Linked DNA regions of Homo sapiens: regions 2, 3, 4 and 5 are each linked to region 1. The links are chromatin loops, found by intact Hi-C in ENCODE. Cell type or tissue: heart left ventricle. All regions are shown on one strand. Each heading gives the region's core, and the rest is flanking DNA. Links, peaks and the distances in the headings are about the cores only. Region 1 overlaps BCAS3 (BCAS3 microtubule associated cell migration factor). Region 2 overlaps BCAS3 (BCAS3 microtubule associated cell migration factor). Region 3 overlaps BCAS3 (BCAS3 microtubule associated cell migration factor). Region 4 overlaps BCAS3 (BCAS3 microtubule associated cell migration factor). Region 5 overlaps BCAS3 (BCAS3 microtubule associated cell migration factor).

Evidence for each region. Peaks named below come from ENCODE experiments on the same cell type or tissue, not always from the same donor. Only the 100,000 strongest peaks of a DNase experiment are listed, where the experiment ranks them.
Region 2: it touches region 1 in a loop (4-fold over the local background); 64 of 110 quality-filtered maps call a loop at or near these places.
Region 3: a loop joins it to region 1, with 2.2 times the contacts of the local background. A loop is called at or near these places in 9 of 110 quality-filtered maps.
Region 4: it touches region 1 in a loop (10-fold over the local background); 95 of 110 quality-filtered maps call a loop at or near these places.
Region 5: it touches region 1 in a loop (2.0-fold over the local background); 11 of 110 quality-filtered maps call a loop at or near these places.

What each region holds. Positions count from the first base shown.
Region 1 is chr17:61,385,875-61,392,331 of GRCh38, reverse strand. It overlaps BCAS3 (BCAS3 microtubule associated cell migration factor), which reads right to left. Exons shown (of 24, transcript NM_017679.5): 24 at 1-355. The coding sequence ends at 207. Among named protein-coding and RNA genes, the nearest start is that of TBX2-AS1, 11 kb to the left of the region's middle. In heart left ventricle, for the core only: a CTCF peak has its summit at 2,199 (motif pointing right); DNase peaks (open chromatin) are centred at 1,814 and 2,231; H3K4me3 peaks cover 278 bases; H3K27ac peaks cover 1,284 bases.
Region 2 is chr17:60,717,142-60,723,598 of GRCh38, reverse strand. All of the region lies in intron 5 of BCAS3 (BCAS3 microtubule associated cell migration factor), which reads right to left. Among named protein-coding and RNA genes, the nearest start is that of BCAS3, 43 kb to the right of the region's middle. In heart left ventricle, for the core only: a CTCF peak has its summit at 2,659 (motif pointing left); no DNase peak of the experiment used is centred there.
Region 3 is chr17:61,327,942-61,334,398 of GRCh38, reverse strand. The region is part of intron 22 of BCAS3 (BCAS3 microtubule associated cell migration factor); the gene reads right to left. Among named protein-coding and RNA genes, the nearest start is that of TBX2-AS1, 68 kb to the left of the region's middle. In heart left ventricle, for the core only: no CTCF peak of the experiment used is centred there; a DNase peak (open chromatin) is centred at 2,990; H3K27ac peaks cover 1,689 bases.
Region 4 is chr17:60,999,262-61,005,718 of GRCh38, reverse strand. The region is part of intron 15 of BCAS3 (BCAS3 microtubule associated cell migration factor); the gene reads right to left. Among named protein-coding and RNA genes, the nearest start is that of BCAS3-AS1, 130 kb to the left of the region's middle. In heart left ventricle, for the core only: CTCF peaks have their summits at 3,262 (motif pointing left) and 4,664; no DNase peak of the experiment used is centred there; H3K27ac peaks cover 1,195 bases.
Region 5 is chr17:61,201,895-61,208,351 of GRCh38, reverse strand. The region is part of intron 22 of BCAS3 (BCAS3 microtubule associated cell migration factor); the gene reads right to left. Among named protein-coding and RNA genes, the nearest start is that of BCAS3-AS1, 69 kb to the right of the region's middle. In heart left ventricle, for the core only: no CTCF peak of the experiment used is centred there; no DNase peak of the experiment used is centred there; H3K27ac peaks cover 2,559 bases.

The DNA of each region.
Region 1 (6,457 bases), core at 157-4,156:
GACAGGTGTGGCAGAGGGCAAGTGCGCTGAGGTGCTTGGAGAAGGGTCTCTTCTCCATCCAGGTAGGATGGGCGGCTGCTGTCACTAAGCTTGGGGAAGGTGGTTGATGAAGGAAGAGCAGAGACTGAAGGGTAGGACCAGAGCGGGGCTTCTCCCCTCCTCCAGCAGGGGAGGGGGCTGGCCAGTCAGAAGCAGGTTGCTGGTACCTACGGGAAGCCAGTCGGGAAGAGGCTGAGGGGCTGGCTCTCATTGGTGGGCAGCGGAGATCGGTAGCCATCAAAGTTTCTTGGTATGCTGCCGCTGGTGGAGCCTGAGCTGTTACTCAGAGTCTCGATGCTTCCCTCTCGCTGAAGTTCTGCAAGACACAGGAGAGGGCCAGGCCTGGTTAGAGTTGGGTCTGGGGAGTGGGGGCACCATCTGGGCCAGGCTGCCTGCCTTGAGGCACCATTCTGGGTTCACTTGTGTCCTTCCGCAGGGGGATCCCCGCCTGCTCCCTGGATGGGCAGGGGGCAGCTCAGGTCACAGGAAGGCTCAGCCAGGGGAGGGAAAGCCCCCTGGCTGGCAGACTCTGGTGTGAGAGCACCGTCTCCCTGCTGCGGGAAGCCCTTTAGGCCCGAAGCACGGCCACCCTGACGATGTGTGTGGACTACACAGCTCTTCATGAGCCCGTACCCACGCCTGCACACACTCATGCTCAGCCAGCATGCCCCCAACTCCACAGTGCCTTCTGTCCCGGCTCTACAGGGGAGGCAGGCGGGGAGAAGCTAGGACACGGGAGGGCTTGCAGCATCCCTGCCTGATCTGTCCCCACCTCTCTCCTGCCCTGCCTGTGCCTAGAGCTTCTGCCTGGCTTTGCCACTCACTCATTCACTCATGCTCACCCACACAGTCCATCTGCTGGCCAGGTCTTGGCTCATCTTTGGCACCTCCTGCCAAGTGTCCTGTTTCCCTGGGAGGGGATGCCTGGTTTGAGAGGGGCCTGCTCCAATGAAGAGAGGGTCCCTGTCTGCCTGAAGTGCCTCCTTTCTCCTTTCCTCTTAGGCCCCAAGTCTCCTGGAGGCCCCTCAGCATCAACCTGAAGGGCAGGCAGGGAGTCCCGCCCTCCTCCTCCTCTGCCTCCCTGGCCCTGCACATCCATGTTGCCACCTCAGATATGGCAGCTTGATCCATCTAATTCAGCTGTGGGCCGCTCAATTGTCCTACCATCTCTTGACCCAAGTCAGGTCCTGGGGTAGGTGGGTTGGGAATGGAATTCCCTGCTTGCTGAGTGCAAGGAAGAACCAATTACTTCTTGGCTTTTTGAAGGTGGTCAGTTCCGATTCCCTTTCAGTCTCCCCCGGGGGCTCTGACATATGGGCACACACACACCGGGCAGTCTCTGGAGCCTGCCCCAAGCCAAGATATGTAGACCTGCAACCTTTCCTTCTCCAAGGGATGCCTGCCTGTGACTGAAGGAGTCTGGCCTGTCCACCCAGGAGTGCAGGACCTCAAAGCAGTCACTTGAAACAGCAAGATGTGCAAAAACGTTGCACTCGTCTGGTCTGGCTTGAGACCTTGGTCTTCATCCTGCAACCGCTCCCAGGCCCCCTGCCACCACACGCGCAGTACAGCCGGCTCTGGTTAGGGAATGAAGGGGTCATGGCCTTCACTCCTGGGCTGGCCAACACCAGCCAGCCAGCAACGAACCACTGACCCCGACTCCCTGCAGGCCTGCAGCAGCCACAGAGTGGAGTGGGGAGGAGGCGGGCACCTGGGCCTGGGGAGGGGAGGGGCCCTTGGGATCCATCAGCCGAGTCTGTCGCCGGGGTCTCGGTGGGACAGTTCACTGGGACACCAGGGCTTCTTGGCAAATTGGGGAAAGTAGGGGGATGGGACTGTGGACAGGGACCGAGGGCCTGACTATGGTCCCTGACCTCCAGGGGACATTGGCTGCCTGGGAAAGTCAAGAGCTATCTGGATATGGATAGAAAACAAGGCAGATAGGATCTTTTTCTCCTGCTCCTCCTTCAGTATCACCCTAATCTGGGGGGACAGGCCATCGTGCCATGAGATGGAGAGGGTGGTAAAGCCAAGAGTAGACCCTGGGGATTTTACATGGAAGCTCCAGACTCCAAGAGACCCCTCTGTTGCCTTATTTCCCCAAAAGCAAGCCGAGGAGTTGTGGGCGATCTGTCCCACCGCCCTCATGCGCGGCCGGCCCGGCACTAGGGGGCGCTGACAGCAGGGCCAGGCGGGCGGGAGAAGAGCACCGGCAGGCGCAAGAAAAGCAGGGGCTTCCTTAGGATCGGGCCGCCAGGCCTAAGGAAGAAAGCCCCCGAGGAAGGAGCAGGCAGGGCCACCAGGATGGGGAAGGCTGGCCCCTTTTTACAGCTCAGGGGCAGCTTTAACGGCCTTGATGCAAAATGCCTCCACATCCACACTGCCAAGGAAGCCAGGAAACGGGAGCCCGGGCCCAGGCATGGCACCCCCACCGTCCCTTGGCATAGGCCCCCAGCAAATACCCCAGCAGCCTCGGTGGTCCCACCAATGAGTCTTCGTGGATGCACCCCAGCCCATCACACCACAGTGCAGGGAAAGCCACCCAGGGGCTTACAAGATGAATGTCCTGTTCTTGGGGGCCAGGGACAACCTGAGCGCCTTGCTCGCATTTTCCCTTTGCCAGTTAGACCCGGGTAAGAAGGATGGGGGCAGCGTTCTCCCTCGCCCCCGCATCCCAGGGTAAGGTAACCAAGGCTCTGCTGAACTTCTCCCTCCTCTGCCTCTGCCCTGGCTAAGCCTGCCCTGTGCGCCTCAGTCTCCTGACTCCAGGTCACCCACCCTGTGCCAAAGCCAGAGTGGGCTATGTACAGCACAGCCCTCATCTTGCTTTTCCTCTGCGTAAAAGCCTTCAGCCACTCCTAACAGTTCCCAGGGCAAGGTCTGAACTCCCCAGCACTGTGAAATGGCCCTCCATGACCTGCCGCCAACCCCTCACTAGTGATACCCGTTATTATGTCTGAGACACAAAAGTGATGAAGCTGTGTGGTGTTTGGACCCATCCAGGTGGTTCTAGGCCTCTGGGCCTGTGTTCATGTAACTTGCTCTACAAAGCCCCAGAACACCTACTCATCTTCCAAAGCTTAGCACGAGTGTCCACTCCTCTGTGAGCCCGTCCTGTCCCCCGAGCAGAGCCTGCCAGACCCTACCCTGCGCTGTGCTGACTCCTAGCCCAGGCCCCCTCATCGTCCCATGTGTCTCATCTAGGGGAGACCCCCTCGGGGGGGTTCTGTGCCTTAACTCTGTATCCCTAGTGGCCTGGAAAATCATGGGTGCCCTAAACATTTCTAGCATGAATGAATGAATGAATGAATGAATGAATGAATGAATGAATGATGTGGTAAGGGGAGGTGGGGGCCCATTCTTCAACACAGACTAACTGAAAGAATCGGGGGCCTGCTGGCCCCGGGGCAGCTTTGTGGGCGCTTTTCTCCACGCCTCCTCTCAGACCCCTTCTGCTCCTCCCCCTGCAGGCAGGGGTGTGTGTGGGAAGTGGAGGGGAGGAGGGCTGCTCAGATTCCCCCCTCCAAGTCATCCCGGCCGCCCAGCCCTACGAGCAAGCGGCAAATGGAAACGTGTGGCCTTACCTTCCTCCATCCCGAACGCATGCTTTGTTACTGTTGGGTTGCTCACGGACGCTGGGCTGTTGGCATTGTTTTTTTTTTCCTTTTTTTTTCCCTTTTGAAAAGAAAAGCATTGAGGAATCTTTTTGGAAAAGATATGGACAACGATTGAGAAGTACACTGATCTCTGCAAGCAGGTGGAGAGGTGTCAGGAGGCGCAGGGGCACACCGTGAGGAGGGGGAGTTTGCAGTCAAGGAGGACAGTGACATGCATGTGTAGGGGCTGGGGACCAATCTGTCTTGGGGGTCCCAGAGATGGATCTGCTGTGACAGAGGGGGCCAAGACCCCGTTCAGAGTGGGGGAGGGGGAGAGGAGTCACAGGTTCAACATGAAGAACAGTTTTAGGAAGTGGGAGGGCTGGGGACCTACGGCCCATGCAGTGCCAGATGGGACCCCATGCAGGTGGGTTGCTGGAGGAGGACAGGGAAACAGACTGCAGTTTTCAGGGATGCCCTTGGACCTTCTGACTCAGTGGCCCAACTCCTGGCTGCTGCCCTCCTCCCCCACTCCCAAGACCTCCAGGTCTGAGCAGCTGTCCTGCGGTTGAGGTGGACCTGTTGGGGAAGTCCATCAGGAACCTGCCAGGGCCCGAAAGAGAGTGCTGGGGGCTCTGTGGCAGGAAATGAGGGAAGTGTCCCCAGCCACCTCCCCCCTTAGAGGTGTGGAGATTCTGGTCAGTGGGAGAAGCTTTAAAAGAGCTTGTTCTCCAGGCCCCAAAGTAGGGCAGGAGAGGAGGAGTGGCTTCCAGGCAAGTGGCTAGACCCAGTCACCTCATTGTGACCTTGCACTCTCCAGGGATGTGGTCCCCTGGGTGGTGGGAGCTATATACCCACATTGCAGAGAGCAAAACCAAGGAAGACGAAGCAACCACTAGCTCTGGTTCTTCACCTCCCACCCCCATCCCCCAAGAAAGAACGGGTGCTGGTGCGGGCCACAGGGTGCTGGCAGCTCCGGCATCACTAAGACCGGCCCCCATGCCCATGCTGGAGAGCCATTCCCTGTTGGCTCATATTGGAAATGGGCCTGTTACCCGCAGCTGCCCCTCTATGCCTTGGGCCAGGATGGACAGCCCCCAGGGGTAGGGGGATGATGAATGAGTAGCAACTGAAGGAAAGGTGCCTCCGCTCTCATGAAACAAGTGAAGGATGAGACAGCCGGATCCTTGGCACTACTGTTCTCAGGGTGAAAAAAAAGCAAGCTGGATCCTCATGCTGCCCCACTCCATATGGAGCCCATCCAAACTCAGAGGTGTCAGAGGGGGCAGAAAGAGGGGACTGGCCTTTTTAGAGAGAAGCAACCCTGGTCACTTGGGAGCGTGTGCCCAGGGAGATGGGGTGGGGTGGGGTCACTCTTTGTCTGTGAGGAGGCAAGGGCATGGCTGCCCACACCTTGTCCTACTCCTGAGCTGGGCCGTGCAGCATGGGCCCATGCACCTCCACCCACAGTGCAGTGTTGTGGCCCCTTTGCCAGGCTGTGAGTTGACGGGCAGCAGACTCCCCGGGAGGGGTGAAATGCGGAGGGCACAGGGCCTGTGTGAGACGCAGGGAAAGCTGGAGAGGCCAAACCAGGGGCCCCAGCAGTAGGTCGGAGGTGAAGTCGGGCCAGGTGCAGTGGCTCACACCTGTAATCCCACACTTTGGGAAGCCAAGGCAAGGGGATCACTTGAAGCCAAGAGTTCAAGACCATCTTGGGCAATACAGCAAAACCGTGTCCAAAAATTAAAAGATTAGCCAGGTGTGGTAGCACGTGCCTGTAATCCCAGCTACTCAGGAGGCTGAGGCAGGAAGATCCCTTGAGCCCAGGTGTTCCAGGCTGCAGTGGGCTATGATTGTGCCACTACACTCCAGCCTGGCATCTCAAAAAAAAAAAAAAAAACAAAAAACAAAAACAAAAAAAAACAGTAAGGAAATCCTGCTTTGGGCTTGGTGTTCTCTGGGTCTCTTCCAACCTGGACGTCTGGCCAATCAAAGGCCCTGCGAAAAGCTCCTCTGGCTTCGGAAGTGGGGGCATTGAGCCCTAGTCTCAGGGACCTGAGAGGGGCCAGGGAGGACAGTGCTCTGTTTGTGTTTAGGAAGAGGCTGCCTGGGGCCCCTGGTTCACCCTTTGGGCAGCTCTGGCACTTCCGTCACCACAAAAGGAGCAGCGTCCACGGCTCTGTACATGAGCATTGATGCTGCCCACTGAAGGGATTGGCAGAGCACTGTGACTGGGCCCTGGCTGCATTTCTCCACCCACGCTGACTGGTGGGAGTAGGATGAGACCTTAGGGTCCAGTCTGACCCTGCACCCACAGCTCTGCCTGCTTCCAGCAGTGAGCAGGAGGATGAGGATGTTTCCCCTGGCCAGTCCAGCCCCCAGCCTCAAGAGAACCCGAGAAGGCAGAGGGGCAGTGTCTGCCCATGTTGGTGGAGGCGTTTAGGGAAGTGGTTAAGAGCACACCCCCTGGCCACCTGCTACCTGGGAGACTTTGGGAAAGTTACTCGAATCTTTGTGCCTCAGGTTCCCGAACATGAGGTTAACGATGTCTGTGTCATGGCCTGGTTCTAAGAATGAAATTAAATAATGCATGTAGAGTGCATCACAAAGTGCTTAACGCTTCCAGTCAGCAAATGTGAGTTACTATTATTGCTGCAATCGGATTAGTCATTGTGATGATCCACAGGACTACAGGGTCCCTCTCCAGCCTCCCTCCCCAGCAGGTGTCTCTGCCATCCAGGCCCTCACCAGCTTGGCTTCCACCGGAGCTTGGGAAGGATTCTTTCTTTTTAATCAAGAAATGGCCCAGGGAGGAAGATGGC
Region 2 (6,457 bases), core at 803-4,802, 670 kb after region 1:
GGGCTTGATGACAGTGCTATGGCTATATATTTATTTGTAGGAAATTATACTAAATAATTTATGAAAACAGGCAAGGCACAATGAATGGCTCATGTCTGTAATCCTAGCACTTTGGGAGGCCGAGGCGGCTGGATCACTTGAGGCCAGGAGTTTGAGAAGAGCCTGGCCAACATGCCAAAACCCCGTCTCTACTAAAAATACAAAAAATTACCTTGGCATGGTGGTGCATGCCTGTAGTCCCAGCTACTCAGGAGGCTGAGGCAGAAGAATTGCTTGAACTCGGGAGGCAGAGGTTGCAGTGGGCGAAATCACGCCACTGCACTCCAGCCTGGGCAACAGAGCAAGACTCCATCTCAAAAATAATAATAATAATTTATGGAAATTATGGTTCAGAAAATATATGCATAGATACAGAGACTGAAAGAATGACAAAGCAAATAAGGCAAAATCCGTAATTGGTGAATCTCCACAATGAGTAACAGGAATACCTTATATACATTATAAAATTTTCTGGAAGTTTGAAATTTATTGCAAAATAAAAAGCATTTTTTGAAATAGGGTCTTGCTGTGTCCTGTGTCGCCCAGGCTGGAGGGCAGTAACGTGATCATAGCTCACCACAGCCTTGATCTCCTAGACTCAAGTGATCCTCTCCCCTCAACCTCCTGAGTTGCTGGAACCACAGGCACATGCCACATTTTTGGTCAAGACAGGGTCTATGTTGCCCAGGGTGGTCTCAAACTTCTAATCTCAAAGGATCCTCCCACCTCCTCCCAAAGTGCCAGGATTACAGGCATGAGCCACTGTGCCCAGCCTAAAAAGCATTTTTTTTTTTTTTTTTGAGACAGAGTCTCGCTCTGTCACCAGGCTGGAGTGCAGTGGCGCAATCTCGGCTCACTGCAACCTCCACCTCCCAGGTTCAAGTGATTCTCCTGCCTCAGCCTCCAAAATAGCTGGGACTACAGGTGCCCACCACCATGCCTGCCTACTTTTTGTATTTTTAATAGAGACGGGGTTTCACCATGTTGGCCAGGATGGTCTTGATCTCTTGACGTCGTGATCTACCCACCTCAGCCTCCCCAAGTGCTGGGATTACAGGCATGAGCCACCGCACCCAGCCCCCTAAAAAGCATTTTTAAAACCTCACAGAAGATATCAACACATCCGCAACAGAATGGCCAAAATCAAAAAGACTGACAATACCAAGTGCTGCTGAGGATGCAGGACAAACAGAACTTCCACATAATTCTGGTGAGAGTACAAAGTTGGCAAAAACACTTTTGAAAACTATTTGGCAGTACCTACTGAAGGTAAACATGTACTTATCCTATGACACAATAAATCTACGCCTAGGTCAACACCCAAGACAAATGAGTGTTTACGTACACCAAAAATTACCATTTTTTGTTTACATCCATGAAAAATTACCATATATAAGAATTTTCAGAGCAACTTTATTAATAATACTCAAAAACTGGGAACAAAAATGTCTATCAGTCATATAATGGATTTTTCAAAATTTATTGTATTCATATGATAGATACAACACAGCAAAATTAATGTTACACACAATAGCATAAAAACAAATCTTACAGTCATAATGTTAAGAGACAAGCCAGAACATAAGAGCATACCTTTTAAATCTATGACCATATTTCTTAGACATTCAAGAATAGAAAAAAAGAATCTATGGTGATAGAAGTCAGAATAGCAGAATAATGGTTACTTGGAGGTGGAAAGAGGGTAGTACTGCCAAGGAAGTGGCACAAGGGATTCTTTTGAGGTACTGGAAATATTCTAGATCTTAATCCAGGATGATGGTTAGAAGGTTATATATATATATATTTTCAGTCTGTACACTTCAGATTTGTGCATTTTACTGTATGTATATTCAATAACATTTATCAGAAAAAAATTGCATTCCACAGACTTATAAATCAGCTTAGGTCCAAATAATATATTGTTTTAGAGTAGAAAATCATCAAAAAGATCTCAAGTAAGAAAGAGTCCAACTTACAATGATAAATTTCAAACTCACAGTAATGTCTACTGCCTATGTCAAATCAACAAGAGTCACGCCACTATTCGCACACAGGGAAAAATTAAGTTTCAGATGCAAGAGTTCTCTGGAGTGATACTTTAAGAAACATACTACAGGAAAAGATATTTTAATCCACCAATATGGTTAAATTCCAGAAATTACTTCAGTATTACTCTTCATTTCTGCTTTTATTCATCCATAACAACCAATGTCCTCCCACTGTATCTACAGTCTAAGGATCCACCTATTCTCTTTCCAGGAAGAAGAGAATGCACCAAACAAAATAAGGTCCTATTCTCAACAAAGGCAATTTTTTTCACTGGACTTCATCCATATTCAACCTCTCTCTGCTTGCCAGTGTACCCAAATCACTAACTTTATATTACTCCCAAATGAAACCCATAAAAACTGTTTCCTGGCTAACAATCTTAACATGGCAAGGTCTATTGGCACCCAACCTCTAATAAATAGTAGACTAATTGGCATTTACCTCAAGAATGCCCTTGCATATTTGCTCTAAAGCTTTTAGTGTATAAAAACTACACAAAAAGCTTTAGGGCAAAAATTTCCTTTCAAGGAGCAGCCGCACTTTTCTTAGCTCAATGTGGTAGCGACACCTAGTGTTAGGTCATTGAAGTACCGCATATACACAGCTCCAAGAAAACACTACAAATACTAACTTTTGAAAAGAAAATACAGTCATCTCTCTGTATTCACATGGGGTTGGTTCCAGAATCCCTGTGGACACCAAAACCTCCAATGCTTAAGTCCCTTTTATAAAATGGCATGGTATCTGCACATAACCTATGCATATAAAACCTATGCACATCCTCCTATATACTTTAAATCATCTCTAAATTACTTACAATACCTAATACAATGTGCTATGTAAATAGCTATACTGTCATTTTTATTTGTGTTATTTTTTATTGTTGAATTATTTTTTACTTTTTTCCCAAATATTTTCTATCCATATTGACTGAATGCACGTATTCAGAATCCATGGATATCCAGGGCCAACTGTATACTGTTTCACACAATACAACTGCCATATTTTAGGTGATGTAATAAATATATTCTCCATTTTTTAAGAAAAAAATAAGCATTTCAAAAGAAGATAAGACGCTGGGCGCAGTGGCTCATGCCTGTAATCCCAGCACTGTGGGAGGCCAAGGCAGGAGGATCACTTGAGCTCAAGAGTTCAAGATCAGACTGGGCAAGATGGCAAAACCCCATCTCTACAAAAAAATATATATATACAAAAATCAGTTGGGCATGGTGGTGCACACCTGTGGTCCCAGCTACTCGGGAGGCTGAGGTGAGGGAATCGCTTGAGCCCAGGAAGCGAAGCCGTGATTGCACCACTGCACTCCAGCCTGGGTGACAGAGCAAGACTATGTCTCAAAAAGAAAAGAAAAGAAAAGAAAACTAAGTTGCCATTTAAACAGATAGCAAAAAGTATGCGAAAATATCAGAAGACTTTTACCACTGAAACTTTAAGTGAGAACCCTTTATTACTTATAAGACAATATGCTATACAATTTTTGCTTTACATGATTTTTAACATAGTGTAAGTCTAATAATCAAATTCTATTTCTGCTAAAATGATGCCATCTTTCATACTAAGCAGCACTGGTCCCCAGGTCAAGACTCTGGAAACATCTTTAACTTTCTTCTCTTCTAAACGTCTAACCACTTACCATGGTTTTTGGTAATCCTCTCACAACAACAAACTTAGTTCAGGCTCTCAACATCTAACATTTAGACAGTGTTGAAATTCACTCCTAACTAGCCTTATAACCTTTTCTTTTCTCCTGCTATTCATCCCACTGCAACCACAAAATCAATATTACAGACAGCTTTTGGAATGTATGTTACCAAAAGATTCTCAACGAGTCCAAATTATTATGGCTGAAAGAATAAGTTCAACTCCTCATCCTGCAATTCAAATCTCCTCCTTGAAAATTCTGTATCTTATTCTCATGACTACAAAGAATGTATAATGCTAAAATGAATGTTAATAATCACAGAAATGTTATTTGTGTGAAATAAAATAATACATGATTGCATGTCTAAACATACTCATCAAAAACTCCTTCTCCAACTGGATGTCTTGATGATAGTGTTTTTCAAACTGTTTGTCATAAAAGACGAATTATTTTTTGATTTTTCTAAAAGTTGGCACAAATGATACTTCTGTAAACTATATACATATGTTTGGATAGTGTGCACTGGCGAATACTATAGGTTTTGAAAGGCTTACTCTCATTTTCTGCACTTTACCTTTTTGCTGCCAATAACAAACGATTCGCTATCACCAGTTTATGGACCAGCAACAGTCTATGGTTCACACATTTAAAACCAAACTCACTACCTTTCCACCCAAATCTGCTCTTCACATACCTTTCTTATTTTTAAAAGTGATATTACCTCTATTCAAAAATCCTCCAATGGCTTCTACAACTAAGTTTTTTTGTTTGTTTGTTTTTGTTTTTTTTGAGACAGAGCCTCGCTCTGTCGCCCAGGCTGGAGTGCAATGGCGCGATCTTGGCTCACTGCAAACTCCGCTTCCTGGGATCACGCCATTCTCCTGCTTCAGCCTCCCAAGTAGCTGGGACTACAGGCACCTGTCACCATGCCTGGCTAATTTTTTTGTATTTTTAGTAGAGACTGCGTTTCACCATGTTAGCCAGGATGGTCTCGATCTCCTGGCCTCGTGATCTGCCCACCTCGGCCTCCCAAAGTGCTGAGATTACAGGCGTGAGCCACAGCACCCAGCCTACAACTAAATTTTTTAATGGGCAAAAAAATTATACAAATAATTGCTAAAATATATATAAATGGCCAAGAAACATGAAAAAGTACTCCACATTATTAGTCATCAGGGAAATGGTAATGCTAAATGAATCCTCAAGGTATCACCTACCAAAATAGCTAAAATTTAAAAGATCACAAAAATTCGCCAGGCATGGTGGCATGTGCCAGTAATCCCAACTACTCAGGAGGCTGAGGCATGAGAATCAACTGAACCCATGAGGTAGAGGCTGCAGTGAGCAAAGATAGCATCACTGCCCTCCAGCCTGGGCAACAGAGCAAGACTCTGTCTAAAAAAATTTAAAAACTAACCAAATATTGAACTCTAGTTAATTATATGCATGCAAAAGTAGTTAGGGGAAAGCATGTTGATGTTTGCATTTCCTCTGAAATGCAATGAATAAGATGGATGTGAGACAAAGTACAGTAGGCAGCTGTATGAACCCCTTCTGGTTCTGAGGGTTGCCTGAAAAAAAAACTGGAAAAAAAAAAGTATAGTAAAATTTTAAGGGTATATTCTAGTTGAGGGGTCCCCCAATCCCTGGGCCAGGTACTGGTTACAAACCAGGCCTCACAGCAGGAGGTGAGAAGCAGGCAAGCAAAAGCGAAGCTTCAACTGTATTTACAGCTGCTCTCCATCGCGCACATTACTGCCTAAGCTCTGCCTCTTGTCAGGTCAGCAGCAGCATTAGATTATCATAGGCGCGCGAACCCTAACGTGAACCGCGCATGTGAAGTGTCTAGATTGTGTGCTCCTTATGAGAATCTAATGTCTGATGATCTGTCACTGTTTCCCATCACCCACACATGGGACCATCTAGCTGTGGGAAAGCAAGCTCAGGGCTCCCACTGATTCTACATTATGGTGAGTTGTATAATTATTTCATTATATATTACAATGCAATTATAATAGAAGTAAAGTGAACAATAAATTTACTGTGCTTGAATCATACTGAAACTATCCCCACCCTGTGGAAAAACTGTCTTCCACAAAACCGGTCCCTGGTGCCAAAAAGGTTGGGGACTGCTGCTCTAGATGGCGGGTATAAGTAATTTCACCGTAAAAGTCCAACTTTGCTGTATATTTGAAATTTTAGATGTCCTTACAAGGGCGAAAACAAAGCCCTAGCCAACTGCTAACTCTTGGACATAATCTCTTATTCTTTGCTTTGCTCTCCTAACTCCAGCTAAACTGCCTCCTTGCTGTTCTTAAATATAAGAAACATATTCTGCCGGGCATGGTGGCTCACGCCTGTAATCCCAGCACTTTGGGAGGCCCGGGAAGGCAGATCACTTGAGGTCAGGGGTTCAAGACCAGCCTGGACAACATGGCGAAACCCCGTCTCTACTAAAAATACAAAAAGTACCCAGGCGTGGTGGCGCATCCCTGTAGTCCCAGCTACTAGGGAGGCTGAGGCAGGAGAATCGCTTGAACCTGGGAGGTGGAGGTTGCAGTGAGCCAAAACCACGCCACTGCACTCCAGCCTGGGTGACACAGAGAGACTCTGTCTCACAAAAAAAAAAAAAAGAAGAAGAAGAAGAAGAAAAGAAAAAGAAAGAAACATATTCTGCACCTCAGAATGTTTGTACTGGCTTGGAGTGTT
Region 3 (6,457 bases), core at 1,467-5,466, 59 kb after region 1:
CACCGCGCCCGGCCCATTATTCTTACAACATAACTCTGCAACATAGGTTTTATCATCCTATCTTATAGATGAGAGAATTGAAACTCAGAGAAGTTACATAACTTGCCCAAGGTCATCCAGCTCACCCTTGTCTCCTACGTGCTTTTTCCATGACTTCTAAGGAAGTAACTATTGATCCCCATATCCTCCCTCTCTCATCTGTGTTCAAGGGAGATGGCTTTGACATGAGCTCAGAAGCTCTTTGTTGATACTTCTACTGTATCATGATCATCTGTCTACATATCTGTCTCCCTTGCTAGGCTGTGAAGACCTGCAGGGCTGAGATTGTGTCTGATTACCTTTCTGAGTCTCTAGGGCTCTCTTAGGGACTCATCAAATTATATGTTGAATTAATATCTGAATGAATGAATGAATGAATATATGAATGCTGACTCATCTCTCAATCAGGGAAGCAAATGACCAGAAAGGTTCAAGAACTTGGCAGGGTACCATGGCTCATGCCTGTAATCCCAGCACTTTGGGAGGCCGAGATGGGCGGATCACTTGAGGTAAGGAGTTTGAGACCGGCTTGGCCAACATGGTGAAACCCCATTTTACTGAAAATATAAAAATGAGCTGGGTGTGGTAGTGTGCCCCTGTAATCCCAGCTACTCGGGAGGCTGAGGCAGGAGAATCGCTTGAACCTGGGAGGCAGAGGTTGCAGTGAGCCGAGATCGCACCACTGCACTCCAGCCTAGGCGACAGAGCGAGACTCTGTCTCAAAAAAAAAAAAAGAAAAAAAAAGAAAGTTTCAAGAACTTGATAAAGCTCTAGTGCTAGTTTAGTGGGCAAGAAAGGGGCTGTTGGGCTCAGGAAGGCAGTGAGCGCTGGCAGACATTGCGTGGTTTGCACGGGATTGGCAAGGGTCGGGGGCGCCACAATGTGAGTGGACAGGAGGGTGAGCTATTGGTGATGCTGAGACAGAGGCCTGCCTGCCTCACAGGACGTCTCCACTTTGTCCTAGGCCTGGCTTGAGGTCATAGACAGCTATTGTCTGGTAAGAACTGGTGCCCTCTGAAGATTACAGGCAGAGATCAGCTGCTGGGCACAAACCCCTCTGAAGATGGAGCTTTTCCAAGACCGACAACCACCGCAGAAGTGGCTGGCAAGGTCTGAGGGACCAGCTGCTCCCTGTGCATAACTGCACTTGCTCCTCTCACCAGACTTTGTTTCTCTGATCACACAGGTGTCCTCTCTGACCCACCTGCCAATAAAGGTCCAGAAATAGGTGTGAGTGGGGTCCAGGGAGAAAGCACCTTGCTGGGGTCTATGAGAAAGGGCTTGTGGAACCTCCAGGCTGCAGCAGTGTAGGTTTAGGGAGGGCAGTATTCTAGAAAGGTTACTGAACTCAGAGTCAGGAAGCCAGAATATAGTCCCCGCTCTGCCCTAGACTTGTAATATGACTTCTCTGAGCCTTAGCTGCCTCCTTTTTAAGATGGGGATAGGCCGGGTGCCATGGCTCACGCCTATAATCCCAGCACTTTGGGAGGCCAAGGCGGGCAGATCACCTGAGGTCAGGAGTTTGAGACCAGCCTGGCTAACATGGTGAAACCCCGTCTCTCCTAAAAATACAAAAATTAGCCAGGCGTGGTGGCAGACGCCTATAATCCCAGCTATTCAGGAAGCTGAGGCAGGAGAATGGCTTGAACCTGGGAGGTGGAGGCTGCTATGAGCCGAGATCATGCCATTGCACTCCAGCCTGGGTGACAGAGCAAGACTCTATCTCAAAAAATAAAAAAAAATAATAATAAAAGATGGGGATAATAATTCCTATGTCACAGGGTAGTATAGAGATTAGCAGAGGCAATCAGTTGGAAAGAACTCTGTAAAACTGCAACAGTCTCTTTAGGAGATTCTTTTCTTGCTGTCAAATTGTTTCCCTCCTTTCAATATGGAGCCATAAGCCCTACCAACCAGTGAAGTGTTTGCCCCTCACAAACATGGCAAGCAGGGGCTCCCATGGTGAAGGAAGCTGACCTCTCGGATGGTGGAGGGAGGGGAGGGGACGCTGTAGTCAGAGCAGGATGTTCAGGGCCTGGATGACTAGGTGTCTGAGCGCTGGGCATACCTTAAGCCTGCTGTCCTAGTAAGACTGTTTTAGGTGGGTCACCAGGCAGTATCTGTTCTAAGAATGCCTTCTTCTCATGTCCCCGAAACATAGAAGAGAAGCCATCCAGGTGTCTCTCTGCAGAGCCTTTCCAGAGAGAGGAGCCCGTGGCCCAGCTCCAGAGCCCGGCGGGCTGGGTGGCAACTCTCTGCACTTGTCTGAGGCAGCCTCGCCCTGCTCATGGGAGGTCGAGACCCACATGCCAAACCAGACACGCATATGGAGAAGATTAGCCCAAACATGCAAAAGAGACAGACCAGCACAGGATGAAACAGGGAAAAAGGCCGGTTTGGTACAAACCCCAAAAAAGCATACCACTCGAGCCCATCATGGGCTCAGTTATGGGCAGATAAAGCTCTTGCCAGCCCTGGTGATGGGCTGAGGATTCAGGCAGGTCATCACCTCAGGCCAACAATCACACCTGCCACGTGCTGAGTACACACTGAGAAGCCACGCTCGACTGGAGTGACACAAATTTGTTCTGTGTTCATGAGTTCTCGTCACAAGAATTCTCCTTTCACTTTCCCACACTGCTAGGAGTGGGATGTAGGAAGGATTATATTATTTGAACCTTTTTCTTTTTTTCCTTCCATTTAAAAGAAATTAAAAATAAAAACTTAAAAATAGAGATGGGGTCTCACCCTGTTGTCCAGGGGGGTCTTGAACTCCTATGCTCAAGTGATCCTCCCACTTCAGCCTCCCAAAGTGCTGAGATTACAGGCATGAGCCACTGTGCCTGGCCTGGACCTTTTCCTTGAGGCTAAAGTTTTGAACTAGTTCTGGGCTTGAACCTGGTGACCTCCTCCTGTGCCAAATAAAGCGACAGGGGCATCTGGCTGCTTGCCAACCCTCTCCCCACTCCCAAAGAAATTTTGGAAGCTCCAGTGATCATATCCTGTCAGAAACAGATCCAGAGAACAGAACGTCCCAGAATGAAACAAGGCAAAGCACTTGTCACATGCTTTGTGAAAGGAAAAACTCTGAAGATCAGCAGGAACCTTTGGCAACTGTCCAGCCAAAAAGCCCCCCTCCCACTCTAGCCCCCATCTTCTCCATCCCCTACCCCTGTGTGCTGAGGCTTCTAGGGCTGCTACTGTTTCATCTGTTTCATGTGTATTTCTCTGACCTTTCTGGGAAAATTGGAAGCTCCCAGAACGCAGGACATGGTCTTATATGCTTTTCTCACCCCTACGGAAAGCACCTATAGTAGTTTTCAACAAGGAGTTGCATTTGTTCAACAGCTCCCCTGGCACTGTGCTAGTGCACACTCACCGCCCAGAGAGGCCCTTTGGGAGGTGGTTTCACCTGACCTAGTAGAGAGATGGCAGAACTGTCACACAATGACAATGATTACAGGATGTCAACGCTGGCAGAGACCATTCACCACCATTGGCTGATTCTGCAAATGAGGAAACTGAAGCCCAGGGAAAGAAAGTTACTTGTTCCCAGTCATGCTATGGAGTACAGTGATAGTGCTGGGATTAGAACTCGGGTCTCCTCATTCCCTGGCCATTGCTGCCGGAGTCCTCTGTGCACTTCAGGTGTCCCCTGTGTGCTCACTGGTGTGTGTTTCTGAGGAATAGCCAGATGGGCAGGGGGACTCCTGGGGGCCTGTGGCTGTGGAGGTCTGAGAAGCTATGGAGTCTATAGCGTGGGAATGTGAGTCTCAGCTTCATCATGGACTTAGTCCACTGGCCGCAGAGGCACATGCTGACCTCTTTCATAAAACCTTCCACTGAGAAGAATGTCCTGCTGCCCAGGGAATGAAGGCCTGCATTTGGGGGCCCAGGCCAATTCAAAGTGAACACTTGGGAAAGTGAGAAACTACTGGCTGGGCATGGTGGCTCATGCCTGTAATCCCAGTGCTTTGGGAGGCTGAGGCCAGAGGATCACTTAAGGCCAGGAGTTTGAGGCTGCAGTGAGCCGTGATTGCGCCACTGTACTACTCCAGCCTGGGTGACAGAGCAAGACCAGGTCTCAAGAGAGAAAGAAAGGAAGGGAGGGAGGGAGGGAGGGAGGGGAGAGAAGAGGTGGAGAGAAAAGGGAAGGGAAGGAAGGTAGGAAGAAACGAAGAAATAAAAAACCTACTCTTAGCCCTTCTCTCAGCCTATGAAAAGAACTAGAAATTTCAGAGACCATCTTCAGTGAATTGAAGGCTTTTCAACTCAGAAGAGACCTCCGGGCATCTAGACTAAATTCTGTACTGCAACATTGGTTTACTTGGCAATTTCTCCCCCTCAACAATAAGTTCTGTTAGGGCAGGGACGGTGTCTTCTTCATTTTTATATTTCTAGCGCCTAACAGTGTCTGCTAAAAGGAAATTCTCACTAAATGCTCGTTAAACAGCCACTCTGAACTTCATAATCAGGGACAGCTGCTCGAAGACTGAGCAGGTAAGCGGCGTCTTGCGGTCTTCATGGATAAGTGCAGCAAAGCCCTGCAGGTAAGCTTGGAGGAGGTGAGCGCCGAGGACGAACGTAGGATGGAACCCCTTTTCCTCCTCCTCACCCTCACCCGGAGCTATTCCATAGTCAGTCACCATTCCTGCCCTCTCACTTCTGTTCTCTTCAAAAGTCTTTACTATTATTTCTGATTAGAAAAATAACAACATAGGCCGGGCATGGTGGCTCACGCCTGTAATCCCAGCACTTTGGGAGGCCGAGGCCGGTGGATCACAAGATCAGGAGATCGAGACCATCCTGGCTAACACGGTGAAACCCCGTCTCTACTAAAAAATACAAAAAATTAGCCGGGCGTGGTGGCGGGCGCCTGTAGTCCCAGTTACTTGGGGGGCTGAGGCAGGAGAATGGCGTGAACTCGGGAGGCGGAGCTTGCAGTGAGCCGAGATCGCGCCACTGCACTCCGGCCTGGGCGACAGAGCGAGACTCCGTCTCAAAAAAAAAAAAAAATAATAATAATAATAATAACATGGCCTGGATGTTTGTGTCCTCCCAAAGTTTATATTAACCCTAACCCCTGATGTTTTGGTATTTGGCGGTGGGGCACATTTGGTCACAAGGGTGGAGTACTCATGATAGGATCGGTGCCCTTAGAAAAAGAGCCTGCTTTGGCCAGGCGCCTGTAATCCCAGCACTTTGGGAGGCCGAGGCGGGCTGATCACCTGAGGTCAGGAGTTCAAGACCAGCCTGGCCAACATGGTGAAACCCCATCTCTACTAAAAATACAAAAAACTAGCCGGGCGTGGTGGTGGGCACCTGTAGTCCCAGCTATTCGGGAGGCTGAGGCAGGAGAATTGCTTGAACCCAGGAGGCGGAGGTTGCGGTGAGCTGAGATTGCACCACTGCACTCCAGCCTGGGCGACAGAGCAAGACTCCGTCTCAAAAAAAAAAAAAAAAAAAAAAGAGCCTGCGTCTTCATGCTCTGCCATGTGAAGGCACAGAAAGACGATGGCTACCTGTAAACCAGGGAGTGGGTCCTCAGCACACACCAGATGTGCTGGCATTTTGTTTTTGTTGTCTTGTTTTTTGAGACAGGATCTCACTCTGTCATCCAGGCTGGAGTGCAGCAGCACAATCAGGGCTCACTGCAGCCTTGACCACCCCTGGCTCAGGTGATCCTCCCACTTCAGCCTCCTGAGTAGCTGGGACTACAGGCGCACACCACCACACCTGGCTAATTTTATATTTTTTGTAGAGACGGAGTTTCGCCATGTTGCCAGGCTGGTCTTGAACTCCTGGGCTCAAGTGATCCGCCAGCCTCGGCCTCACAAAGCGTTGGGATTACAGGTGTGAGCCACTGTGCCCAGGCTTGCTGGCACTTTGATCTTGGACTTTGGCTTCCAGAACTGTGAGAAATAAACTTCCTGTTGTTTAAGCCACCTAGTCTATGGTATTCTGTTATAGCAGTCTGAATTAACTGACAATGGTAATTGTAAACTATTTTAACTATATAAAACCACAAAACAGAGTGAGAATTCCCTGTTTGTTTTTGTTGTTTACTTCCCCAGAGACAAGCACTGTTAATGGAGCTTTATGCTTCTACTAGTTTTTTCTTTCTCTATAGGATCATATTATACACATTGTTTTTCACCTGCTTTTTTAAAACTTAAAAATGTTATTAAGGTTTTTTTTTTAAAGCTATAGGTTATTCCACGATATGTGCATACTAAAATTTATTGTTACTCTCTCTGCAGACCAATAATTAAATTATTTCATTTTTTTTCCTTTGCCGTTACAACAGTGCTTTTGTCTATACCTTAATAATTTTACCTATATTTTTGTGGAATAAATTCCTAGAAAATAAATTGCTGGGTGAAAAAGAATAAACTATTAATGTATAATGGTTACTACC
Region 4 (6,457 bases), core at 831-4,830, 390 kb after region 1:
AAATGATGTAAACTGAAAGAGCAAAGACTCTCTTCTCCTCACAGTCCCCTATTCTCCCGCCCCAACCCACGGACGCCTTCCTTCTTTTTACCCATGACTGTTAAGGATATTTTCTGGCTCTATTTCAGCATCATGACGCAGGTCATGAGAAGTGTCAAAGATGCATTTCCTTCAGATGGGAAAGAGCAACAGATTGTAACAACCATACAAAGATGGGAGTACAGTACGAAAGGGCCAAATCAGCATTTTTGACAACAGGGCAGATAAAACCTTTTCTATTCACATATACTTTATTTCCAGTTTTAAAACATTTAAATATCTATCAAAATATGCTTACATATTTTCCTCAAGATGAAAACAGGAAACCAATACTCCATTTAGCTGCCTAAATTATCAACAATTTGTGGAACAGTTTACCAAAAAAAAAGAAAAAGAAAAAAATCAAACTAAGCACACCACACGAATACTAATAGTTCAAGCCCTTCTCTTCTAAATTTACTTTTCCAAAAGTATGCCTATGACTTTACCTACGTACGTAAAACCTACTTTTACAAAAGATCCTTGACAGTAAGAACCACAAAGAGGAGTGATACCACGACCATCCCCAGTTGAGAAATAATGACTCTTCTTTCCCTGTAATTCCCTGTCAAGCCGAAACACTTTCCTAATCAGCTGGAGCACTGCCGGAAAACTATATTCATTTATGAGTACTGTCATGGTATTTTTTCCCTCATCTATGGTTTTATCAAATATAGACACATTTCAATCTGCTCCAAAACTAGACCAGAGTGAAATATTATTGAACATTAATTAAGCATTCCTTACTAGAGATGGCTCTTAACACAGAAAATGGAATGCTCTATTTCTTCTGAAGCCAACAACAACAGTGCCCATGTTAATTCCACCTTGGTCCATTCTGAAATAGTAATTTCCCTCTTGTGCCTCATTCTAGCTTCAATATTCTCACCTGCAAAAACACATCATCCAATGTTAATAACTCTTTCAATGAACCTTAAATCCTTTTCCTTTTCTCATCCTCCTCCAAATTCAAAATATCATTTACCTCATCATGGTAAGAACCATCAAAATTTCTACTTCTGTGCATAATCCTGGTATAGCCCTGATCCCTGTCTTGTTGTCCTTTTGTAGTTTACAACTATCAACTAGCAGATTTCTAGTTCCTGCTCAGATTTCAACCTCAAGACTATTCATGTCTGTTATTCTCAAGTCTGATAATTTCTAAATCTGTTCATATGGGTCAATCATTCAAACTCTGGCTACTACAAATCCTAAGAAGCCTACTCACTCTCTTCTCCCTCTCCAATTTTTCTCCAAATTAAAAAAAAAAAACATTTCAGATCTTCCTTTTGATAAGTACATAAGGAAATGAACATTCACTTCTTTTCCCAAAATTTGTTGTTCTACCCATTTGCACTTCTTTATCTGAATAAGTAGTTTTTACATTCATTCACTTCAGCAACTAAAAATTCCATCTCCAGATTTCCATAGAAATATTTTTATTTCAGTGGAACCAGACCAGAATTTCTTACTTAACTGTCCTCCTAACTAGGGAAGTAAGACAATAATCAAATGCAAACAGGTTCTCCAAATCCTCTTTTTGTTATTCTAATCACTAGACAAAAATAATGTTAACTCCTTCAACTCCTTGAAAACTAACTTCTAAGTTTATTGCCAGAAACTCTTTATTACCCCAACCCCACCCTGAACAGAGGATAGAAGAATTTCTTTGTGGGAAAACTGACCAGCGTACATGAAAAGACCTACGGATAGTGACTATTTGAGGTATGATAATAAAATGGCATTCCTACCTGATAGACCACTGATACCTATAAGGCGGTATGCCCTTCCCACATTCAAAAAGCTTCCAATCAGTTCCTTAGTATTGATTTGTTGATTAGCTGAATAAAAATGAATAAAATAAAAATGAATTATTAAATAATAGAATGTAAAAATAAAAATAATCAGCCAATGATCCATCAAGGATTCCCCATCACTGAGGTCAGTGTTTTGGTTCAATCAGTCTGATGGAGTCTAGGCCTCAGTATTTTTCAAATCTATCTAGCTTAAGTATAATGGACAGTCAAGGGTTGAAAATCACTGCTCCAGATGGGCTTGGTGGCTCACACCTGTAATCCCCAGCATTTTGGGAGGCTGAGGCAGGCAGATTGCTTGAGACCAGGAGATCGAGACCAGATTGTGCAAAATGGCAAAACCTTGTCTCGATTTAAAAAGGCAAAGAAAGGGAGACAAGAAAGGAAAGAAAAAAAAGGAAAGAAAAAGAAGGGAAGGGAAGGGGAGGGGAGGGGAGGGGAGGGGAGGGGAGGGCATAATAAAAGGAGCACAAAAAAGCTTCAAAATTTATAACGATCTCTTAAAGAGAGAAAAATATTACACATAAAATAAGAAAAGGGTGTGATAATAAAAAAAATTCAAAGAAAATCATATTAAAAAGATTGCAGAAATAAAAATGCAACAAGAAGACTGAAACATACGTTGGGGAAATTCTCATAAAGTTAAAAAAAAGATAGAAAATAGACAAGAAGATTAGGGGCTCAATGTAGAAGATACATTATTCAAGTAATAGGATTTCCAGGAAAGGGCCCAAAAAAAACCAACTGAGAAAAAAACAGAAGAGTTAAAAGAAGAGGCCTCTGGGGAATGACACCCGAGAGTGGGGAGGATAGGCCAAAAAGTGCCTCCTTTCACTATAAAATTATATTTTTGACTTTTATAATAAATGCATGTATTTCTTTGATAAAAAATAAAAATTATATTTAAAGGGTAAACAACAACAGTAAGTGTCCAATCAATGTTAATAGAAAAGAGTAGATAACTATTAGCCCTTATAATGCCTCAATGCCTCAAAAATGAAGTTTAATCACTCTGATATTATAAAGTATACAGATAACAAGTCCCTGAATAGCAACACATAGAGAATAAAAAAACATTTAGCATAATGACCCCACATACTCAAATGATATAACTAAAAAATTTGCCTCTATTCATTCAATGGTATTCACTCAGAGGAACTGGATCTGCATGTAGTACTCAGAAAGGATATTAATTGATAGTAATATATTTCCAAAGTTGAATTCTCTAAGAAGACGTTGAAGAATAAATCACAGAAAACATAATAAAAAGGAAGAAAGGCTATTTAAGATCTGATAAGACATTAACATCCCTAGTACCTCAGGTTCATGCCAGGGTTGCCTTGATTACAATGAGAAAATATTGCCCTCTAGAGGCATGTCTCATTAACCATTTAAAAATAAAACTATTTTGAAATCTGGAGTTTATGATTTGCCCATGTAAAAAATACATAGAAAAGAAAAAATATTTCCACAAGCAGTAAAAAGCAAAGAAGAAATTCTGGATTAGTTTCAAGGGATAACTACATCATCTGGCATTTATTTAAAGGCAAAACTTACAGAGAAAAGAAATGTGTTATATCCAAAATGAAATACACAAAAATATAAAATATCTACATAGAGTTTATTTAGGTTTAAAATATTTTTAAATTAATTTTCATAGCACTAAATTTTAAAGTATAATTTAGAGGCAATATAATATCAGGTTTCCTTTAAAATATATCCCACTGGCAATTTTATTTCCCCCCAAAACTACGTTATCTATACCTTTCTCTCAATTTTACTGAGAACCTAAAACTTCTCTTTAAAAACCTATTTAAAAACAACAACTGTACAATCTTCATTTAATAGCTTCTTCCATTAATGATTCTGAAATGAAAGCATCTTGTTTTCAGGAAGGTATTATGAGGTCACTCTTTTCTATCCACTTTCCCTAACAAACTCATCTGCTCTGTCTTGAGAAAATAGTAAATGTTAAAACTAGCAGAGTGCTATAGCAACATTTTTTTTTAAAAAAGGTGATAAAAGAATTTGAGAAAACAAATTCACCAGGAAAACTTTAAATCTGAAAATAACAAATGAAAAACAAAACTGCATTTGAGCTAAAACAATAAAGTACACATAATCAATAAAAATCCAGGTACTAAACTAAGATATCCCCCCACAAGATTTTTCTCCATTTAACATGTTTATACTATTTATATACTCTATGTCATATGAGGCATAAAATCTAAAGCAGAGCTACAGTGCACTTGATTGATTTTTCTTGGCAAAAATTAAAACATGCACATGGAAACTTCAATCCACAAGTAAACAGTGATGTGGAAAGAAAAGTCAAGAAACATCACATTATCATTGATTCTCTTAAGTAGGTGAAACTATATAAGGCTGAAATGTGTGGTTGCTTTGTATTTACAATTGTGATGTGGTCTGTATCAAGAAAACTACTGATCAACGTAAGTTAAAATTACAATAAACCATCAAATGAAAGCTATAAACAGAGTCTTTGAGTGGTAAAAGGAATGCCTCATACAGATGCTAAAAAGAAAAGTGATACTTCCAGTTTTGTAAAAGCACTTTACTGAAATATGGAGGCTCCAAGTCCAAGAAATGAGAGGCTTTGTACAAAGGTCTCCGAGTCTCATCAACTACTTCCATTTAGAAAAAGCAGAATCTAGAATTCAGATGCCAAAAGCTGTGACTCAAAGATGACCCCTCTGAGGACGAACAAGTTAATAGGAAAGGAGACACTTGCAGGAACTCTAGAGAACTGCAGAAGTGAATCCAAGATCTGTTTGTTAACTCAATGGAAATTGCAGGAAGAAAACAAATTCCTTCTAAGTCCCATGACACAGTGAACTCTATATTTTTGAACCTAAAATGGAAAACTAATTTGCAAAATTAAGAAATGGCAAAGGCTCAAGAATAGGTGTACTGATTTATAAAACCATATTTCCTGATGTATACAATTAAAATGAGCAAAAACCAATTAAAATGATAATACTACCATCACTTTTGGTTTTGCATTGGTGTAGCAATGTAGCAACTGAGCTTATCAACATTGAGCCTAGTATTGTTCTAAAAGCCTTTAAAGAATAAGTTCACAATTATTATATTTAATTTACTCATTATTTAGTGAATTACTCATTTATTCTGTTTTCTGGATAACAGGTACTGTACCAAAATACGAAAAATGAATCAGTTCTATAGACTCTCACATTAACAGCAGTATCAATAATGATACTAATGATAGAAACTACAGTAATCCTCTACTGAATATTTGATATGTGCCAAACACTATTTAAAGGGCTCTGATTCTCATAGTTACTCTATAAGATTGGTAATATTATTATTCCAATTTTACAGAAAGAAAAGTGAGGTACAGATAGAATAAATAATTTGTCTAAGATTACAGAGTTAGGAAATCATGGAAGATAGATTCTACCACCAGGAAGTCTGATTCCAGGTCCTCCAATTTCCTCACCAAGAAAGTTTTAACTTAGTAATCAGTAGCATCAAAAATAAAAGTAGACTCAAAATAGTAAGAGTCATCTACAACAAACTCATAGCCAACATCATACTGAATGGGCAGAAGCTGGAAGTATTCCTCCTCAAGAACTGGAACAAGACAAAGATGTCTACTCTCACCACTCCTATTCAACATAGTACTACTATAAGTCATAGCTGAAGTGATTAGGTAACAGAAATAAATAAAAGGCATTAAATGGGAAAAGAGAAAGTCAAATTATCTCTCTTTACCAACAATATGATTCTATACCTAGAAAACTCTAAAGACTCCTTAACCTGATAAATTACTTCAGTAAAGTTTCAGGATACAAAAATCAGTAGCATTTCTAGACAACAATAATATTCAAGCTGAAAACCAAATAAAGAACGCAATCCCTTTAAGAAAAGCCACAAAAAAATCCATAAAATACCTAGAAATACGTCTAAGCAAGAAGGTGAAAGACCTCTACAAGGACAACTACAAAACACTGCTGAAAGAAATCACACATGACACCAGCAAATGGAAAAGCATTCCATGCCCATGGATTGGAAGAATCAATATTGTTAAAATGTCCATTATCACCCAAAGTAATCTAAAGATTCAATACTATTCCTACCAAATTACTAATGTCATCTTTTCACAGAATTAGAAAAAACTATTCTAAAATTCATGTGGAATCAAAAAAGAGCCCAAATAGCCAAAGCAATCCTAAGCCAAAAGAACAAAGCCTAAGACATCACATTTCTTTTTCTTTTTCTTTTTTTTTTTTTTTTTTGAGACACAGTCTCACCCTGTCGCCCAGGCTGGAGTGCAATGGCTCACTGCAACATTCAGCTCACTGCAACATTCAGCTCGCGGGTTCAGGTGATTCTCCTGCCTCAGCCTCCTGAGTAGCTGGGATTACAGGTGCACACCACCACACCCAGCTAATTTTTTTTGTCTCTTTAGTAGAGACGGGGTTTCACCACGTTGGCCAGGCTGGTCTCGAACTTCTGACCTCATGATCCATCCGCCTTCATCTCCCAAAGTGCTGGGATTACAGGCGTGAGCCACCGCGCCT
Region 5 (6,457 bases), core at 1,200-5,199, 190 kb after region 1:
AGAGCTTAGCAAGGCTTTAACAGAACATCAAGAAGAAAATTCTCTGGTCCCTGGGAGGAGAAGAGTCCCGCTTTAGACAAAATGAAACACAGTGAAAAGTCAAATATATGAGTAGACAATACAATAACTAAAATACCAAGCCCAGGAAAGTGGAATAGGAAGTTACTAGTCTCTGGAAAGTTCATGAAACCTTCCCATCCTGAATTTAGATTTGAAATACTAAGTAGAAATCAATAAATTTTTTATAAGCCACTTTCTAAAATATTAAATAAGTTACTAAGATATAATAAAAAAGGGTATGTGATCAACATTATCTCCTAAGTTTTTTGTTATTTCCATATAAAAGACTAATAGTAATTTTCCCCTCTAATTCTATTTAAAAGCAAGAATCTGACTGAGAATTTTGCAAAGCCAATGTTTTTAGCCATGTTACTAATAAGATCTCAGCAAAAACAGAAAAATTATTCCTACCCACCACTTCTCACTAAGCAACACACAAATATATATGTACCTTATTTCTCTTAGTTTAAATCTCACAACTCTAAGAAAACTGAAAAATGGGCACTCTGTGAGCATATTTCTTTGAGCCATGTAAGAGGGCGGATTTTCTCCTCTGGATTCTAAAGCAACATAGAAATTTGGGTGGGAGGCTAAGAAGCAGATATATTCAAGTTTCTAAGATGCTAACCACTGCACAAGGAAATATGTATAAAGATGTTCACTGCAGTTTTGTTTGTAAATGCAAAAAAAGTTAGACAACATCCATAGGGAAGCCATCAACTAGATGATAATACCTTCACAGAATAGAATGCCATGGGAAACAGCTTGGTGATTAGGAGCACAGCTTCAGGAGCCAGGGCATCTTGGTTTGAATCTAGTCATGCATTCACTGTCTTTGTAACCTTGGACACATTTGGGATCTTTCTTGAACTTAGTTTCCTCATCTATCAAAGAATAATAACAGTATCTGCATCCTAAAGTTATAATGAAGATTAAATGAATTAATATATATCTTCATCTAGAAATATTAATACACAGACAGTAAGAAGAACAAGACAGATGTATAAGTATCATACTTATCGACAAGAAAACGATGTCAATCACTTGTACCCATAGGCTGGAGAACAGGTGATATAGTAATATAAGGACAGAGAAGAAAAATAGGAATTTCTGTTCTTTTATGTGTGTAGCCAATAAACGTTTGAAAAACATCTCTGCTATCCTTGGCACACTGCAAGAGTTCATGTGAAGAAAACTTCGAAAAGGTGCTAAGAAAGAACAAATACTAATATTGCATCTTCAAATAAAGAGGTGCTTGAAAAATATACTCTGTTGTAGCTTACGTGTCACTTCTTCCCCTGACATATCTGTTCTTTCCAAACAAAATTATTTTGAATCCATGTAGAAATCAAATTAAAAAAAAAAACACCAAAAACCAAAAAACAAACAACAAACCATACAAAACAACTTGATTGGATCAAAGTAAAAACTGGTACATTCATAGGGGATTCCCCCTTCACAATTTTTTTTTTTTTTTTTTTTTTTTTTTTGAGACAGAGTTTCGCTCTTGTTGCCCAGGCTGAAGTGCAATGGCGAGATCTTGGCTCACGTCAACCTCTGCCTCCCAGGTTCAAGCGATTCTCCTGCTTCAGCCTCCCGAGTAGCTGAGATTACAGGTGTGCACAACCATGCCCGGCTAATTTCTGTAAGTTTAGTAGAGACGGGGGTTTCACCACGTTGATCAGGCTGGTCTCGAACTCCTGACCTCGGGTGATCCATCCGCCTTGGCCTCCCAAAGTGCTGGGATTACAGGTGTGAGCCACTGTGCTTGGTCCCCCCTCACAATTTTCTAATCTAAAAATGCAGTTTAGTTAATATTATAGTCACTCATAGTACCCAAAGGAACTACCAACATTTATGGATATATTAATATGTACAAACGAAGTTAAGTATGACCTTACTGATTTTAAAATATAAAGAAAGTGACCCTCCGCACTAAACAAGCATCTAGACATCTCTGCTTCAGAATTTGGAGAACACTGCAGACACGATGAACGCAGAATGCCTGAGGTTGCCCTGTGCATAAGGCAATGGTTCCACTGTGTTTAATTAGGGTTTTGCCAGGATTATGACTCACCCCATACATCTCAATCTGTCCAGGATTCACTTATTCATTCATCCACTCAAGAAACATTTAGCAAGTGCCTATAACTAGAGTGCAAGAAACAGAGGGGCCTATACAAACTTTCACTGGCTACGACTTGTGTTCTCCATATAAATGAAAAAAACCTACAGACGTAAAAGAAAACCAGAAGTGAGGAGTGTGCTTATTACTCATCTCAGTTGACTCTTCAGTTGGGAAAAAAGTTCAAATTCTACTGGTCTGATGGGTACAGATCACTGAAAGAGCTTTGGGGACATAAATTATCTTCCTAACTAAGCAAAAGGGCTGTCTTTTTGGTTGTGTTTGCCTTATCTTTTGCTCCCGAAACAGTTTCACACCCTAAGAATACAATGACTATTCACCTATTCAGTCCTTGCCTGGCAAAACTAGGTACACTCTGCGGCTCCTACAAAGCTTCAGAAACTTTAAATTAGCCATTTTAAGACTAAATAGAGTGGGAAAAGCATGCTGGGCAAGAGTCTAAGGAACATAAAAGAAGCATATCCTCTGATGAGGAGCCCTTTCTCCTGCTCTGCTTCACTCCAGACCAACGGCAGGGTTAGGAGGCGCTACAGCATGTGGTAGCAATCACACAGACCAATTTGTTCTGAGTATGTCAAGGTCAATGACATTATGGCTGAGGAGACTGTCTTGAGTCCTGGAAGTCTGCAATAGTTCCTGAATGTCACACAGGATCACCTAAGGTGTTTGTTTGCCATTTCCTTGATATTAGCTCTCTCAACAGCTATCTTTCTTGTAGAATTAGAAGTATGCAGAAATGAAAATACCTCATTCTGGTGGTCTTCTGTTGGTCAACAAATAAATGGTACTGATGTTGACAATGTGGGAGGCCCACCAGGAAGTCCAGCTGTATATGCTGAAATGTAACCAGTTTTCCTTCCTAAAACATATTTTATCAGTAAACTATTCTCTGGCTGTATCCAATTTAGGATATATTCTGTCTGTTCTGGCTCTAGAAGACAGAAAAGGAGGAAAATAAATAATGCCTTTTTTTTTCTTTCAGTTTCAACCTTTTTTTCATAGGTAGAAATGAGAAAAATAATACTTCTTACTTAGTGTGGACCAAAAGTTAGCTTTTGATTGCAGATGGAATCGGCCTCCCTAAATTTTTATCCTGTCATTCTTTAATTTTTTTTGAGACAAGGTCTCACTCTGGCACAATCATGGCTCACTGCAGCCTCAACCTCTCTGGGCTCAGGTGATCCTTCCACTTCAGCCTCCTGAGTAGCTGGGACTACAGGTATGTGCCGCCACGCCAGGCTAATTTCTATATTTTTTGTTGAGAAGGTGTTTTGCCCTGTTGCCCAGGCTGGTCTCGAACTCCTGGCCTCAACTGATCTGCGTGCCTCAGCCTCCTAAAGTGCTTGGATTACAGACATGAGCCACCATGCCAGGCCAATTCTTTAATTTTTTGTCGAGTTTTTCTAAATGCTTATTAATAAGTTCCAAGGCAGTTTTTCATTCTCCGCCAAGGTAAAGACTGAGCAATTAATGGGAATGAGATTTAAAGAAAAACGAAAACAAAAAAACCCTGGTACTGTGTTTTCAGAGGCAATTATATTCTAGAAATATTTAATAAAGGGGCTATAAATTCTGTTTTTAAGAAAGTTACAATGATGAAGCAACAACACATTTTGTTATTTTTAACATGGGTATTTCAGCTTAAAAAATATTCCACTCAATGTTTCCCAAATTCAATTTTTCACATAATGCGCAGTCAAATATGAATGTGGGAAAAAAAGACAAATCCAAACATAGAATATTATTTTCAAAAAATAGTGAACTAAATGTAAAGGTCCCGTAAAATGTGATATCTAGAATCTTCTGAACTCGTTCACATGACCTTCATTCTATTTATAGAAATGCAGCAATTCCCATTTGAATACAGAGCAATACCTTGTAGGAGAATTTGGTTTAGCACAAATAAACTTGAGAAAAGTGTTGACTTAAAAATAAAACACTGAAAGAGGAGGGAGAGTTTCTCTCCCTCTGTGAAAATTTCCGGAAAAGTTGTAAACAAAGGCAGGTTTGGCTCAGAGACTGAGTGACTCTGGTGAGCTGAGGAGGATGAAGAGTGTATCAAACCTCCCAGAGCGAGGAAACATTTGTAAAACAGTTAGTAAATCACAGGCGGCTAGGGTCACCAGGCTGAACAACCCGAGGACAGGCTGCCAAAACCCCAGCTGTGAAAGAAGGGGGCCGGGCACTGCCTCCCAGCTTGAACCCCATTTTGAATGATCTCTTGGTTCCATTCTCTGCCCTTTGCCTCTGTCACTTCAGAGCTCTGATAGCAATGCAGTTAATTAGCTCTGGGGCAGGGGCAGTGCTGACTGTCCCAACTGAGTGCCAAGGAGAGGACACTCGTATACTGAAAACATTCTCTGCAGAGTGACACTGATTGAGCTTTTGGTCTCGGGGACAAGGCTGAAAGTTCCAGCTGGGAAGAAAGAATCACACTCAACCTGAAACAAAAAAATGGTTACAAAGATGAACGGAAGGCAAAATATGTAGCTCAAAGTTTCCACGAATTTAAAAATATCAAGTGTTTTTTGATCACTTTTCTCCCTAACTAGTCTGTAATACATCTGTTGTTCTTTTCCTGATTTTACAGAAATGGCAATGTGGAAACTGTTAAGTTCTTCATAAACTATCTTTTTGGTTCCCCTCTTATCCCCCAGAAATCAGGAAGACAAAATAAAAATTGTAATGAAGCCCAGGCGCGGTGGCTCACACCTGTGATACCAGCACTTTGGGAGGCCGAGGTGAGCAGATCACAAGGTCAGGAGTTTGAAACCAGCCTGACCAACATGGCGAAACCCTGTTTCTACTAATAATACAAAAATTAGCCAGGTGTGGTGTCGGGCACCTGTAATCCCAGCAACTCGGGAGGCTGAGGCAGGAGAATCATTTGAACCCAGGAAGTAGAGGCTGCAGTGAGCCAAGATCGTGCCATTGTACTCCAGCCTGAGTGACAAGAGTGAAACTGTCTCGAAAAAAAGAAGAATAAAAGAGAAGTCTTGAAATTGTGAGGGGAAAAAACTATTCCCTTTTAGATCTAGGAGCTACACATAAATAAATAAAATTTAATGTAACTTAAATAATTTTTTTGAAGAGAGAGCTAGTGCACAGTAAACTTCTTCAGCAACCACACAAAATTTAATATTAGCCCTAATTCACAGCAGAGGAAGACTACTTTCATCACTGCGCTGATACTACAACCTGTCTAGAAAAAATTCAGTACCTTGATTACCTACATTAAAATAGGGCAAATACATAAGGGGAATCTTTACTTAATTGACTTAATCTATGAGATATTTAGGCTATTTATTTCTACGATTGACTCATCATCTTTTTTCTTTTGAAAACTCAGACCATCTGAGAACAACAAGACATGCTTTTGAGTTGTTTTTCTGAGTCAGATATACTCTTAGCTCATCTCATATTCTTCTGACAATGGCAGGCTAATGGTGATGCCATTTAATTCTCAGCTTTTCTTTGTAAAATATTAACTTGGCCTATTCTGAGATCAAACAAGATTTTGGGCTCAAAGGCATCATATTCTAACCAATGGAGTAGTTAGCCCAGACAGCTCCTTTAGAAGAAACACAAGTAAAATAAGAAGAAAAGTAAACTCGACCATTAAAAATTAAATAAGTAATATTTTAAAAAAAAAAGAAAATGAGGAGGGGAAAAAGGAAAGTAAACTCTTTGTTGAGAGTGTTAAGGCTTCAAGGGAGTTAAGAAAAGCATGGGCATTGAAGCCAGATCTTGGGTTAAAATCCTCATCCCAACCTTATTCGCTGTGATAGATTGCGCAAATCGTTTCAGATCTCATCAGTTTCCTCATCCGCAAAATGGGGAGAAAAATCACCACCTTTTTGGGTGCCTGTAGTCCCAGCTACTCAGGAGGCTGAGGCAGGAGAACGGCGTGAACCCGGGAGGCAGAGCTTGTAGTGAGCTGAGATCACACCACTGCACTCCAACCTGGGAGACAGAGCGAGACTCCATCTCTTTAAAAAAAAAAAAAAAAAAATCACCACCTTTCTGAAAGTACCTGGAATAGTGTCTGGCACATAAAAATTACAAAAAAAAAAAAAAAAAAAAAAAGAGGCCGGGCACAGTGGCTCACACCTGTAATCCCAGCACTTTGGGAGGCTGAGGTGGGAGGATCACGAGGTCAGGAGTTTGAGACCAGCTTCATCAACATGGTGAAACCCGGTCTCTACTAAAAATAACAAAAACTAGCCGAGCGTGGTGTCACATTCCCGTAAT